3 separate regions of the Homo sapiens genome follow, and all the other regions are linked to region 3. Evidence: chromatin contacts called from ENCODE Hi-C or POLR2A ChIA-PET data. All regions are on one chromosome and are shown on one strand. The core of a region is the stretch at or near the end of the contact, and the rest is flanking DNA. Distances in the headings are between cores, read along the strand shown.

Region 1 (4,470 bases), core at 227-2,726, 190 kb after region 3:
AGACTTATAAATAACTCTCTTCTTACTGGATAGCAAAACTCCTTAGGAGTAGAAATGGAACATAACACACTTCGATATTGTCTAAAACTTAATCATATAGAGTCAATTTGTATTTATTGAGTACTTCCTATGTGATATGCTGTGGGAAATGCCAATAAATTAAACCCTTTATCCCCAAGATAATTTCTAACCTAAATAAGAGAAAGCAACATAAAATGTAATAAAATAAGTGAATTTTAAATAGTCCAAAAGAAGAAACGTAACAATGGAGGGACACATTTTGCCAGGAAATGACTGTTACTGCGGAGAGGTGCTCTAGAAGTTTAGAGGTAAGGAAGGCATGAGCTGAGGACACCAGGAAGGAAGGGGATTCTTCAAGGAGAGGTAAGTATTGACTAGATAGGGAGAGAGAGGAGACATTTAAGGTCAGAGCAATGTAAACAGAAGTATGGAAGTGGGAATTGGAAGTGTGGTCAGGGAATTCACGGAAGTCAGAAACTGGTAAGAGATAAGTCTTTAAATAACATTTCAGGTGAAATGGGAAGATCCTAGAATGTCAAACTAAATTTTTTCACTTTCTTTTTATGTCTTGCAAGAACAATGGTATTAACAAGGGCCTAAGTTGATTCATACACACTCCCAGAATATACAGGAGAGCTGGAATAGCAGACAGCTAGGACACACATGCAGTCTTCAGGAAGGCCCAGGGAAGAAACGAATACTAGCAGAGAGTACGAATTTAATTAATAGCTCATGAATGACAAATCCAGATACACTGAAGGGCAAAGAAATCCTCTCAAGCAATAAGCAATGCATCTTACTCACCCTTATAGCACATTTACCATTTACAAATTCTTATACTGCCTATCTGAGATTTTATTCTGTTATTTCCTTTTAGAAATGATCTCAACTAGTGTACTAGAAAGCCCCTGGACCAGGCCTCAACAGGGTCTGATTTTCAGGGCTTGTCCTCATTTGCTTCAGTGTGTGACTTTTGCCCCCATCATTACTCACTCCCCCAGCTCTGTGAAGGCCCTGAATTGTGATGGGAGAAGGGAACTTTTGGACCGGGCAGATCCTGTGATGAATGCCCTCAGGGTCTCAGCCACACATCTGTGGATTTGCAAATCATTCATAGGCTGATCAATTTCCTCATCTACACATGAAGATGGCAGCCTGGTCAGAAGGAACAGAAGGGGAGACCTGCTACTCCCTAATGGACAGGAATAGGGCCTCTCCCAGCCACTCCCCAAAAAAGCTGATTAATCTTTAAAATTTCTCAGGGACACCGTGCAATTCAAAGGCCACAGTCCCCTTGATGGAACACTGAAAGAGGGTTTTTGTTTTCCACAAAAAGGGAAATTGAGGTTTTTGTGGTGAAAGAGAAGGATGTAAAATCAGCCACGTAGTGGTTTATTCACAGCCTGACCCCTCCCCAAACCCACAGGGATACTGGAGCTGCGACTCATCTCTTCTCATGAGTCATGTGGACTTGCATGGGCCTGGTGGAGTTAGGAAAGAAAACACCAGACTCCACAGTGTGCACAAGCATTTGGGGACAGAGATGTGATCCAAAGATGGAGAGATACAGTTCCTTGACTTTAATGTGGAGAGACAGGCCGGAAGACAGGACTGTCCAGATCTAATAGAACCGACAGGTCGTCTCTCAAAGGGCCAGAGAGTGGCTATCACATTTGGGGCTTGTTATTTGAGCCGTCAGAGCCGACTTTTCCACTGACATCCCCAACTTCCAAATTAATTATTTACTTACCAGAGATTCAGCTTGGCCATGTCAGACAGAAATAACAGGGGGTGTTGTGTAGCTCAGATGAGCTGGCATTCAAACAGTAAAAGAGGACATCACTCAGACCACATGCCCCTCTCTGGTTCAGAGGGAGCCACTTGTGAGATTTAGAGGTCTCTAAGATCCCTACACCTTCCCTCATCTAGGTCTGGAGCTAGAAAGAGATTGCTGTGCTGATCCCAGGACTTCTTGTGGGAGTTGTTTTTCTGATTATTTTTTTTTTCCTGGCCCAAACCAGAATCCTGAGGGAGAATTTATTCTCTGACTCTGGTTTTTGAGAGTTTGAAATCCTAAGTGAAAGGTGCGAGCTGCCGGTAGGGCCAGGGCAGGAGGGGCTCAGCCATCACTGTAAGCTCTGTTTGCCGCAGAAGGACAGGTGTTGAGTTACACACTTGGGGAATGTGAGCGCCAGGAAGGGACCTGGTGGGTGCCAGCCAAAGTAGCGAGGTCAATACCTCCTTCTGTACTGGTTCTTCCTGGAGACCAAAAAAACAAACCATCCCTTGGCTTCAGGTTCCTGAAAAGACCTGAACTGTTCTTGTTTACTGTTCTAAGGGGCTGCATAGCACTTCTTTTTAGAGTAATTTATTTCATTGACTTCAAGACCTCAGAAAGGCAGCAGTATATGCATTGAGGGCTAAATAGGGCATGTTTACAGAGCACTTATTCTCGGCAGAAGGGTCTAAATAAATGCAACATACAATATGGCTGCTCCTGTCCATTGCAAGGGTGAGAAATAGCACTAACGTCTTGTTTTGACTAACGTCTTCACTTATATATCCGTCGGGACACAGGCTTTGGGTTTCCTCCTTTACTGGATGTCTGCTCAGCACAGCAAGTTCCCGGAGCTAGGAATTTTTGATCGTACATGCAGAAGACATCAGGGGTTTAGGGCGTCTGCAGTCAAGTCGTAGCATGTTAAAGAAAATACAATTGCATAGCCCTGCTCAGCTTCAAGGAGCAGTAAGCTAAATTCCAAGAATATCATATTTAGTCACAAAGTTCAACCAATTCAGGACTCATAACGAGGGTATGTGATCGTCTATCTGAGTGGTAATCAACTTTCTTAGGTCAGCTTCTATTTTAAATCCTTCATGCAAAGAGTCCAGCATATTTGCATACTCACACAGACACATTGCTCATCAAATAGAACTAGACAGCCTCAACACAAAAACTGAGAACATGCACCTCACACACACCAGCCACTGGGTATTTCATAATAAAGAAAAATGGGATCAAACAAGGCATTAGGAAGAGAAAAACAGGTTCAGCCAGATGCTATGGAAATCCTGATTCTTATCAGGGCAAACAATCAGAATTACTATGATGCTTCTTAGGGAGAGTCTACTCTGAACAGACACAGAATATTGAGAATATTGTATTTCATACTGTCTTCACGTGGACCAGGCAATTAGAATTATGCCCGTTTGATAGATGAGGAAAGTCAGGTTGAGAGAGCACGTGTTTGTCGGGTGGCAGAAACAGGAACTAGACCAATGTCTGTTTAATTGCAGTCAGTCACTCAACTTCAGGTTATGGAGCATATAAGGATATGTGTGTGTGTGTGCGTGCGCGTGTGTGTGTGTGTGTGTGTGTAAAGAACCATTTTCCTCCCTTCTAAAATCAGAATAATTCCATTAGCCCCAGGGTCTAGTAGAATAAAATATAAAACTATCATGACCAACATTTTTATTCACAAATCAAAACAATTCTAAGTTTGGTTAGATCGAGATGAAGCCATAATCACAACCCAGGTCTCTTGGCTCCTAACTCAGGGCTCTTCCAGACAGTAGACAAAAACCCACATGGATTCTGACAGTCTCATAAACCTCTCTGCGGACCCTGTTTTCTGTCAGTTTAGCGAGTGGTGCCTCTCCCGCCTGTGGCCATGTGGAAAAAGCACAGCTTCTGCAAAGCCTGATCATCTGGGCTGGCCTTAGTGACTGTGCTTAGTCAACAGAATGTGGGGGAAGGGATATTTGGAAATGCTGAGGGTCATACATAAGGGGCCTTGCAGCTCCCACCTGATTCTCTCTGAATGATACCATGTGTGAAGTCCAACTACCCCGAGACCTGCCATGCTGGCTGGAAAGTACAAGTCAGCCATGTCAAGAGGTCAGAGTGGAACCCAGGCAGCCCCAGCTGTTGCATCCATCCCAGCCCAGTCACCAGGGTCATACAGCAGACAAGACATGGAGAAGAGCTGACAGACTCTGCCCACAGCCAGAGCCAGTCACAAGTGGGGCAATGTCACACTATCACAGCCACTCCAACTGAGTTCCTGATTATGGAGGAACTATCACTACTAGGCCGATCCACAACCCTGACAACATGACAAAATGGCTCTAGTTTTAATGCCACTGAGTTTTGGGGTAGTTTGTTACACAGCAGTAGATAATTAGAACATCTTGTGTCTCGTCTATAAAGGGCTCCCAGGACAATCTTATCATCTAGAAACCCTGATACCATTTAAGCTTCCTCTTTCTCCCACCCCCACTGTAACTCTTCTAGCTGCTCCTTTTGATGTCTCTCTTAGACCAGTGGGGAATGATGAAAGCAAGAAGGATCTGCTGAGGGTCTGAAAAAGAGGACAGGCACAACAGGGAGCATGTGTCAAAATGCTTTCTTCTTGGTAGGCAAAAATGGTACATGAGAGCCTCTTGGAT
Region 2 (4,285 bases), core at 901-3,400, 180 kb before region 3:
CATAAACTCACTTTATCTGGAAAATTATCTCATTAGCTATTTAAATTAGTTAAGTTAAATTTCTGGCTATGTGCCACTCATTCATTCATTCATTCAACAAAGATGAATTGAATTCTGCTAAGAGTCAGGCCTTGTTATAGGAACTGTAGCAGTGAATAGAACAAACAAGTTAGTAAAAGCCCCTGCCCTTATAGAGTTTATGTTCTATGAGAAGCAGATGAGGAATGAATCACACAATTTAAAAATTATGTAATATATTAAAAGACTTTAAGTGCTAGAGTGAAAAATAAAGTGGGAAGAGAATAGGAGTGGCTTGGGCAGAGACTTCTAGTTTTTAAAGGCAGTGCTGTAAAAGTCAGCAAGATGGGGTGTGCTTGGCATCTTATTGGCACAAGGATGCCAGTGTGGTTAAGAAGTGAGCAGGAGAAAGCATTGTTAGAGGTGAGATCAAAGAGGTGATGGGGTCAATGGTATAGGACTTGTGGGTCTTTCTAAATGAACTTTGAGTTTTACTCTGAGTAAAATAAAGGCACTGGAGGGTTTTGGATAAAGAAATGGCATAATTTGATTTATGTTTTAACAGAATCATGCTGTTGAAGCTAGAATGAAGAGTCCAAGGTTAGGAGTAGGAGAAGTTAAGAGAGCTCTACCATAATGTAGGCACGAGATGAAGGGATTTTAGTGGTTTAGGTGAGACGGTAGCAGTGCAGGTAGTCAGAAGTGGTCATCTAAGCCAAAAGTTGCTGATGGATAGGATGTGGGGTAAGAGAAAGTGAGGAGTCAGTGATGACACTGAGGTATTTGGCATGAATCAGTACCAGAATGGTGCTATCACTAATCAAGACAGAGAGAACTGCAGAGGAGTCAGTTTTTGGGGAAAGGTCAGAGCTCAGTTTTTGACATATCAGTACCTTTCTGGTGGATCCAGTGCTGTGTGAGAAGGAGTCCTTGCAAGAGCCTCAGCCAAGGGTTCCAAACTATGAATAAGTAGTTATTCAGTGAGTCAGTCTATCTATCAGAAAATATTTGTTGCGCACTTACTGCATTCCAGGCAGTGTTCCAGGCTCTTAGGCTACAATAGTGACTAAGTCAAACCAATCCTCTTTTGTTATGGGCTTACCTTTTTGTGAAGGGATACAGAGGTAAAAGGTAGATGGTAAAAGATAAGATGGATGATAAAAAATAAGAATCTAGACCTTTATTCTCCTTATGTTAGTCAGCTATCCTTTGGTTATGAGCACTAGAAGACGGATGGATGGATGGATGGATGAATATAGATGAGTAGATGGGTAAGTGGATAAAGATATAATATGATATAATATGATAGATATACATGAGATGATTTCAGAAAGTGCTAAGTCCTATGAAGAAAATGAAACAGAACGAAAATAAATACATTTTAAGAAGAAGGACCCATTGTGGAAGCTGCTTTAGGCAGGGTGGCCAGGAAAGAATTATCTTAGAAACTGATACACAAACTGAGATCTAAATGACAAGGAACAGCCAGCTACAGCGAGATCTGGGAGAAAATATTCTAAGTTTAAAAGAGACGAAATCAAAGTCCTGAGCTGATGGTGTCCTTTGTGTGTCCAGGGCACAGAAGGAAGGCCAGTGAGGCTGGAGTGTGGTGAATATGGGACAGAGTGGTAGGAGGATTGGAAGAAGATACAGCGAAATAGGTAGGCAAGCGTCAGATCAGGTAGGACCTTCAGGCTGCAGGAGAAGTTTAGATTTTATTACAAATGTAAAGATAAATCACAGGAGGGATATCAACAGGAGGGTTTCCTAAGCTGATTTGTATTTTTGAAGATCTCTCCCATAGCTTTGTGAAGACTGGCCATATAATGAAACAACAGAGAGAAGAGAGGAACTGCTGGGCGGCTGTTGAAGTGGGTTGTAGCACTGAGATAACAGTTGTGGGATTTGGCAGCATATACTAGAGCCACTCTAGCCAATACAGTAGCTACGAGAGTGCCACATGTGACTCTTTCTATTTACATTTATGTTAATTAAAAATAAATTAAATTTTCAGTTTCTTAGTCACACTAGTCACATTGCAAGTGCTCCACAGCCACATGTGACTTGTGGCTTTTGTGTTGGACAGATATAGAACATTTTTGTCATCACAGGAAGTTCTACTGGGCAGTGCTGCTGCAGTGGTAAAGCCACAATGTCTCCATACCAACTAGCTGGAACAGCTGTAGATAAAGACAATGCAAGATTTTCACATCAGATAGATCATCAGGAAAGCAGAAACAGACCAAATGCTTCAGATTTTTTTTTAATCTAAAACAGGCAAAAGTTGATGTTGGTTTGATATCTTTCTTCTCCTATTTCTGTAAGATTATTGGATTATCACAGACTGGTGCTTTCTGACCTCCACAGTCCATATTCCTTCTGTATCTAGCCTTTTATCCTGATAAATTCCTAGTAAGAACCTAGACCTTTATTCTCCTTAGTCAGCTATCCTTTGGTTATGAGCACTAAAAGTCTATTCAAACTAGTTTAAATATTAGAAAGAAGTTATACATGTAAATATATAACTCATAGAACCCAATGGCTACATAATGGGGTATCATAGGACCTGCAGAGTTGGGAGATACTAAGAATTTCTCATCTCTGCTTCATTTTTCTGTCACAGATGAGCTTCTCTACTCGTGCACTCATCACGTAAATCAGAGCAGTACCCAAAAGTGGCCACACCCTTTGAATCTATATAGGTTTCTAGTTAAAGCACTGACACTCATTAATTTAATCTACTTAATCTAGGAGTTCCTTTTTAATTCTGAAAAGAGACATGGATTTCCTGAGCTTCATCTGGTGTAGTTAGCCATGGCATGGCTTGGGGAGCTTCTGGTACTTGGGGTTACATTTCAAAGAGGAGGTTCTCTAGAAGGTGGTGTGAATGAAGAAGAAACAGCAGTAAAGAAATGACTGCCATTTTTGCCAGTGTCCTGTTCTTACTCAGTATTCATGGAACCTAGTGAAGATTATACCAAAGCTACAACAGGCCAGACAGGCACCTATTAGTTATACATGTATTTAGCAATAAGCTTGGCATTCTAGAAGACATGAGTCCTATGCTGTAGGTATTTACTAATTGCTAGACATTCCTTAAGCAGAATCCTTACCTTCAGAGGAAGGAACCAAAAGGAATAAATCAGGCAATCAACCTTTGACTAGTGTTATTACAAGTAAAGGGAAAAGACTCAGAAAACTGGTAATTTCACAAAAGTATTGAGGGAGATAGATGTTCTTGTATCCATGACTACTCAGGCCTTCTCTGGTTTCATCCCTAATTCCTTGCTCTGAATTCAGATGGCTTCTTGCCATCTGACAAGATCACCTATGGTAACTTCTTGGTGGATGCTCATAACTAGAAGCTTGAAGACACAGGCTGTGGTTTCTTCATCCTTTATCCAAAGCACAGTTTCTGGCATAGTAGATGTCCCATAGATGTTAAATGCATGGGTGGATGGATGGATAATGATTAAAGCCTCAGTTGAAAAGTTTGGCATTCTTATGAATTCTGCTTAGTCCCCCTGGAGAGGCCAGATCCTCTTCTTCATCCACATCTTTATCCTTTTTTACCAGTCTTTTTCAAGAGCAGGGAATTTGTATTGGTATTGAGGACTTTGACATTTGTATTACATGGGAAAAGCAAAAGACTAACAAGGGGATCATGTTCACATTAGCCTGAGGGACTGAGTAGTTTTCAGTATTCAAGCTAAAACAAAACACCTTTCTCTAAGGGTGTAAATGCAGCTTTAATTTCAAAAATGTGCTTTTTCTTAGAGGCAGAGGGAGTTAAATAGTTCATAACAAAAGGTGAGGATTCCTGGTATTGAGTTCTAACGGTAATGACCATTACACAGGTTTTTGATTTGTGCTGGATTGTTGCTGAGCATTAAGGACATCCTACCAAAGTCCAGGAAACTGCTAATTAATCCTGCAGGAGACTGCAAAGACACACTTGCCATTCATCCAGCAAGTGCTATTTAAAAGCCTGTTGTGAGCATCTGAGTGCATTTGGGCTAAAGAGCTCATGGACTAGACGCAACAGGAGCTATACAGACTACCAGTGCACCACCAGCGTGCACCAGAATGCATGTCCCAGCAAACAACTCTCAATTGGCCAATTTGCAACAGGGCACCCTTTAGCCTCTTTGGCCCTGGTCATTTCCTTCCCACCCTGCCCTTTTGGAGGCATCAACATTGAGCTCAAAACATGTTCAGTGCATTCTTTGCAGTGTACCATTTGTACCTTCAACAGCTAGGCTGACAT
Region 3 (4,320 bases), core at 976-3,475:
GCTTTTGTAAATATATGAAATCTTAGTTGTGAAGGACGTTGGAGACCCTATTTTACAGATGAAGAGATCAAGTCTTAAAAGACTAATGGATTGCTTAAACTCAAATGGATAATCAGGGCCAGAACTTGAGCCACAGTCTCCTGTCTCCAATCTCAAGCTACCCCTCCTACTTTCCCTGACAGTAGCCCTTCCATCAGGAGACATGTGAAAAGCACCCTCATAAAGCCTCTGGGCACCCGGCAAGCCCATACACTTTGCTGAATCTTTCTTACCTATAGAACCTCTCCCAATAGCTCTGGATTCTTGAACCGACCTCCAAGGAAAGACTGACCTGAACCTGAAGCTTTTGCTTAGCTTGATGGCTTGACTATCTCCTGCAGAATTTCTTTTTGTTGTTGTTGTTGTTGTTGTTGTTTGTTTGTTTGTTTGTTTTTAAATCAGTTCCTTGAGCATTTCTGGTTAGACAGCTTGGTGTGGATGATTTTGGTTGCTTCTTAAGCAGGCCCCTTCTCAGACACCTGCCCTTCTAATCACTGCCCTATTGGCAGTTGCTCTGAGGACCTCTTTCCTTGATCCACTAGCTTAACCATGTTTTGGGATAGGCACTTCTGGGAATGGCATTCAGAAATTCCCTGAATCCAAGAAGAGATGGGGCACGAGGAAGCTGGGAGGGCCCCTGAGGGACCACTGTGTCATGCCACGAGGACACTGCATCCCCAGTCAGGGAAACATCTTTCTGCGGCACTTCCTGATGATGCAGCACTAACCATCAGACAAAATCATGCAGGGAAAAGCTTTCTTCTGTGGCCTTATGGAAGCTTTAGATGTATTAGGCCTTTTTTCTCCCAGCCTTTGATAATTATGCACCAGGCATAAGGCTTTTAAGACAAAGGCATGTTGCAGCTGCAGGTCAACAGAAACCACCTTCCATAATATCGACACTTCGGCCAGGAACAGTGGCTCACACCTGTAATCTCAGCACTTTTGGAAGCCAAGGTGGGGCGATCACTTGAACCCAGAGTTCAAGGCTGCAGTGAGCTATGACAATGCCACTGCATTCTGGCCTGGGTGACAGAGTGAGACCCCCCTCTCAAACACAAATAAAAATAAATAAAATGTAATATCTACATTCAGAATCATGCCTCAGCCTTGCCTTACCCTCACTGTAATGTCCCCAACAACTTCCCCCTTCCCAGCTGAGGGTCTTAATTTTATTTGCTCTTTATTTAATGTATCTGCTTTTTACTTTTCACTCACCTCTTAATTAGTGGCATGACCTTGGGCAAGTAACCTAACCTCTCTGGGTATCACTCCTTCTTTCTATAATAAAGAATTGATCACCCGGCTTCTCCAGGTTGCCCTGAAGTCCTAATGGATGTGAAAACATTTTGGAAACCAAAAAAAACTATATAAATGGAGGTTATTGCTGTTGTTTGTTATTGCTTGGTTGAGAGAACTCTTCTAATGATTTGGGAAAGGCAAGAATGCTGAATGTACTCCCTGTAAAATCAGCATGAGATGCTGGGATAAATTAGGATAATGTTTAGTATAATCTTTAAAATCATATTATTTCTACAGACTTTCTAAGGACTCCTGAAAACTCACTACCTTCCTTTCCTGTCTCAGCTGAAAAGGAGGGTTTGGGAGAAAGGAAGGAGAACAGAAAACAAAAACAACAGCCCTCCCCATTCTGGCAGTAAACTTCTAGCTCCAAAAGCAGGTTTTATTTAGTGTGCTATAAAAATAGTCATTTCTCCCATCATAAAAGTAGCCTGACTATCCAGCCTGGTTTTTCTGCAGTGAGTCTGTGAGTTGAGTGGGTCCCAGCTCTGGTGCAGGCTACAGCCTGTCCTCTCTTCTTGGATCCAATCTCCTTCCCTTGCAGCCCTGTATTTATACGGGGAAATGAAAGGAGGTTCTTAAGTATTTTATTATGTGTGAATTTTCAGGGTGAAAAAAAAACATACATTTTTGGAGATGGAACTAAGATTTAGTTGTCTCTTAGCTTTATGGTTACTGCCTCATGGGTATGTACCCAACAGCTTGAGCGCTGTGGTTTAAAAAAAAAAAAAAATCCAGGCAGAACTGTAGCAACTTTCCCAGCCATTAAACGAGCCCTGGAAAATTTAGCTCATTCTCGTGAAAAAAAAAAAAAAAAAAAAAAAAAAAACTCACACAGGATCAAGAAGGAAAAAGAGCATGGTTGGAACATGGAGAGAGGCTGCCTAAGCTGGACACGCCTATCCTGAACTGCCGTCCTGCTCTGCTCTCCCTGATCTTGAAAAGTGACTATGCTCTTCTGAACCATCTGGGAACACATTTGATGCCACATAGGAGGTGATTTGCTAATGGGGTATCTAGCTTAATCAGTTATCCCCAAGGTTGAGGGTGGGGGATGAGCAATGTACTTTGGTTTGGGAGTCTATTTGTTACTAAATAATCAGGTGAGTTGGCATGGAAACAACCCTAGGGTCTATGGTGTATTTCTAGATTTCTTCTGAATAAACCCATCCTCTGCCATATTAGCAAATTTGACTCCTAGAATGCAAAGGCAACTCAAAGCACAGGGGGCATGGTAGGAAAAGCATATTAACAAACCTGGTTTCTAGTGCATTCACTGTTCCTCTGAACCTCAGTTTCCCCATTAATATAATAAATAATAAAGTGGCTAATATGATAAAGGGTATACACAGTTCTACTCAGCTGTACCATTATAAATACTAAAATGCAACTATTCTTAATTTTGGATTAAAGATGGAGTAAAAACTTCACTCTTCAAAGCTCTAAATACAGTACAGGTCATTTTCCCTCTCTAGCCATTTCTTCTAGAGCTCCCCTGCACTGACTCTACACCAAGCCCTAGGCTGTGGATGACATCTGACTCACTGATCCCAGAGCCTGTTTATCAGAGGGAAGGACAGAGTGACAGGAGCCTGGGGAACTAGAATCACAAAAGTGCCTAACCCCCAACCTGGCATCATTTATTAACTAGATGGCAGTTGCCCTCTTAGTGCAAGCTGAACGGAAGCCACAGTCTCAAGGGTCCCACATCTACAACTGGGCCATCTTGATGTTTTCCTGTTTGTGTCTGTCTACAGCCAAATAAAAAGATGACTGTAGGGATTTTTCTGAAAAGCAGAAAATTTGGCAAGAGAAGGAAAAAAAAACGGACTGGAGTGTGGGTCTCCCTGGCAGCCATGGGACTTCTGCAAATGCACCTCAACACCTCATTCTCTTTACCCTTAAGCAACCACCATGCTGGCTCATTTTCTCATGGGCATCTGCTATCTTGTGTCTTCTAGACTGCACACACTCCTCCAGGTAGCATTAGGGCACTGTCAGGAGGAATATTATGAAAGTTGTGGGTTTCAATGTACTGCATAGCTCATTTTCCATAACAACCAATTCTCAAAGCTTTGACCAGTCATAAGGGGAGGTTAAGTAATCAATCATGTCCATAGATGGAAGAGAAGCAAAGTGTATCAAGATAACTGTTTAATGTTCAATGCTGAAGCTTCCATGCTCAGTGGTGTATTAACTGCTTAATTCTACTTAATTTTTCCCCCAAATGGAATAACCCTGACTTTTCAGCTGGCTCATAAATGCATACTCTTGGCCATGGAGATAATTAATTTAAAGAACATGGCTGGCATAGGACAAATTTTTCCCAAGTAAATGGCCAAATGCTTGTGAATCAATGCTCTACAAAGACTCAACAACATCAGGAGACTTGCCTGCTTATCCAGGCAATACAATGTTAGATCTCTGGGTGATTCTGGACATGTCTAAACTCCCTGACTTCAGTTTGTTCATTAGTTAAATGGAAATTCTGTCCCCTGCCTATGGAATACTCAGTCATGTTGCTCAGGAGGAAAGGAGTTAAAGTTACACAAATGGAATTGAGCTGAATGAAACTCACACCTTTTATGCAAGGGAAGTTCCATGTTCTTCAAATGCCCAGAAGGTCATATTTTTTTGACCCTCAGTGAGTCACTTCATCTCTCTATGTTTCCTCAAATATAAAACCATATGGTCAGATGAGGTGATCCCTGAAGCTGTCAGTACTGCTATTCTAGAGATCTGTAATATCATGACACCATCCTTCTTTGCAACGTAGTAACCAACATGGCAGCTGGCAGATGCAATTAGCCAAGCGGCTCTTTTCAAGGCTAGGTTAATCCATGGTTTGAGAACCAACCTGTGGAATCTCTGAGCTCTGTGTTAGTTATCTCCCAGAGTGGTCCCTGACACTCTTCTTCTCATCCCTTGGAGGATACAGTGGTCTCTGTAAGTGCCTATCATAATGCTTCTGCTTCTCCA

What was found. A loop is a pair of places that touch in the nucleus more often than their neighbours do. ChIA-PET counts read pairs that join two places held with the same protein, here RNA polymerase II (POLR2A). Pooled maps may share reads with other maps.
Region 1: a pooled map shows a loop between it and region 3 (1.8-fold over the local background). The contact joins two enhancer-like sites. A Hi-C loop is called at or near these places in 1 of 37 single-sample maps with no recorded cell type and 2 of 50 pooled maps. POLR2A ChIA-PET finds 5 or more read pairs at or near these places in 4 of 52 experiments (BJ, T-cell, activated CD4-positive, alpha-beta T cell and 1 more).
Region 2: POLR2A ChIA-PET joins it to region 3 with 12 read pairs in PC-3. The contact joins two enhancer-like sites. A Hi-C loop is called at or near these places in 1 of 168 maps with a recorded cell type or tissue (GM12878), 9 of 37 single-sample maps with no recorded cell type and 2 of 50 pooled maps. POLR2A ChIA-PET finds 5 or more read pairs at or near these places in 1 of 52 experiments (PC-3).

The regions. Positions count from the first base shown.
Region 1 is chr18:44,730,562-44,735,031 of GRCh38, reverse strand. All of the region lies in intron 2 of SETBP1 (SET binding protein 1), which reads right to left. Among named protein-coding and RNA genes, the nearest start is that of SETBP1, 52 kb to the right of the region's middle. RefSeq lists an enhancer at 620-1,819. Within about 2 kb of position 1,476, at least 11 of the 41 ENCODE cell types and tissues checked have a DNase peak (open chromatin) inside an H3K27ac peak, as active enhancers do.
Region 2 is chr18:45,104,321-45,108,605 of GRCh38, reverse strand. The region is part of intron 3 of LOC105372091 (a long non-coding RNA gene); the gene reads left to right. Among named protein-coding and RNA genes, the nearest start is that of MIR4319, 140 kb to the right of the region's middle. Within about 2 kb of position 2,150, at least 4 of the 41 ENCODE cell types and tissues checked have a DNase peak (open chromatin) inside an H3K27ac peak, as active enhancers do.
Region 3 is chr18:44,922,858-44,927,177 of GRCh38, reverse strand. All of the region lies in intron 3 of SETBP1 (SET binding protein 1), which reads right to left. Among named protein-coding and RNA genes, the nearest start is that of MIR4319, 45 kb to the left of the region's middle. Within about 2 kb of position 2,225, at least 2 of the 41 ENCODE cell types and tissues checked have a DNase peak (open chromatin) inside an H3K27ac peak, as active enhancers do.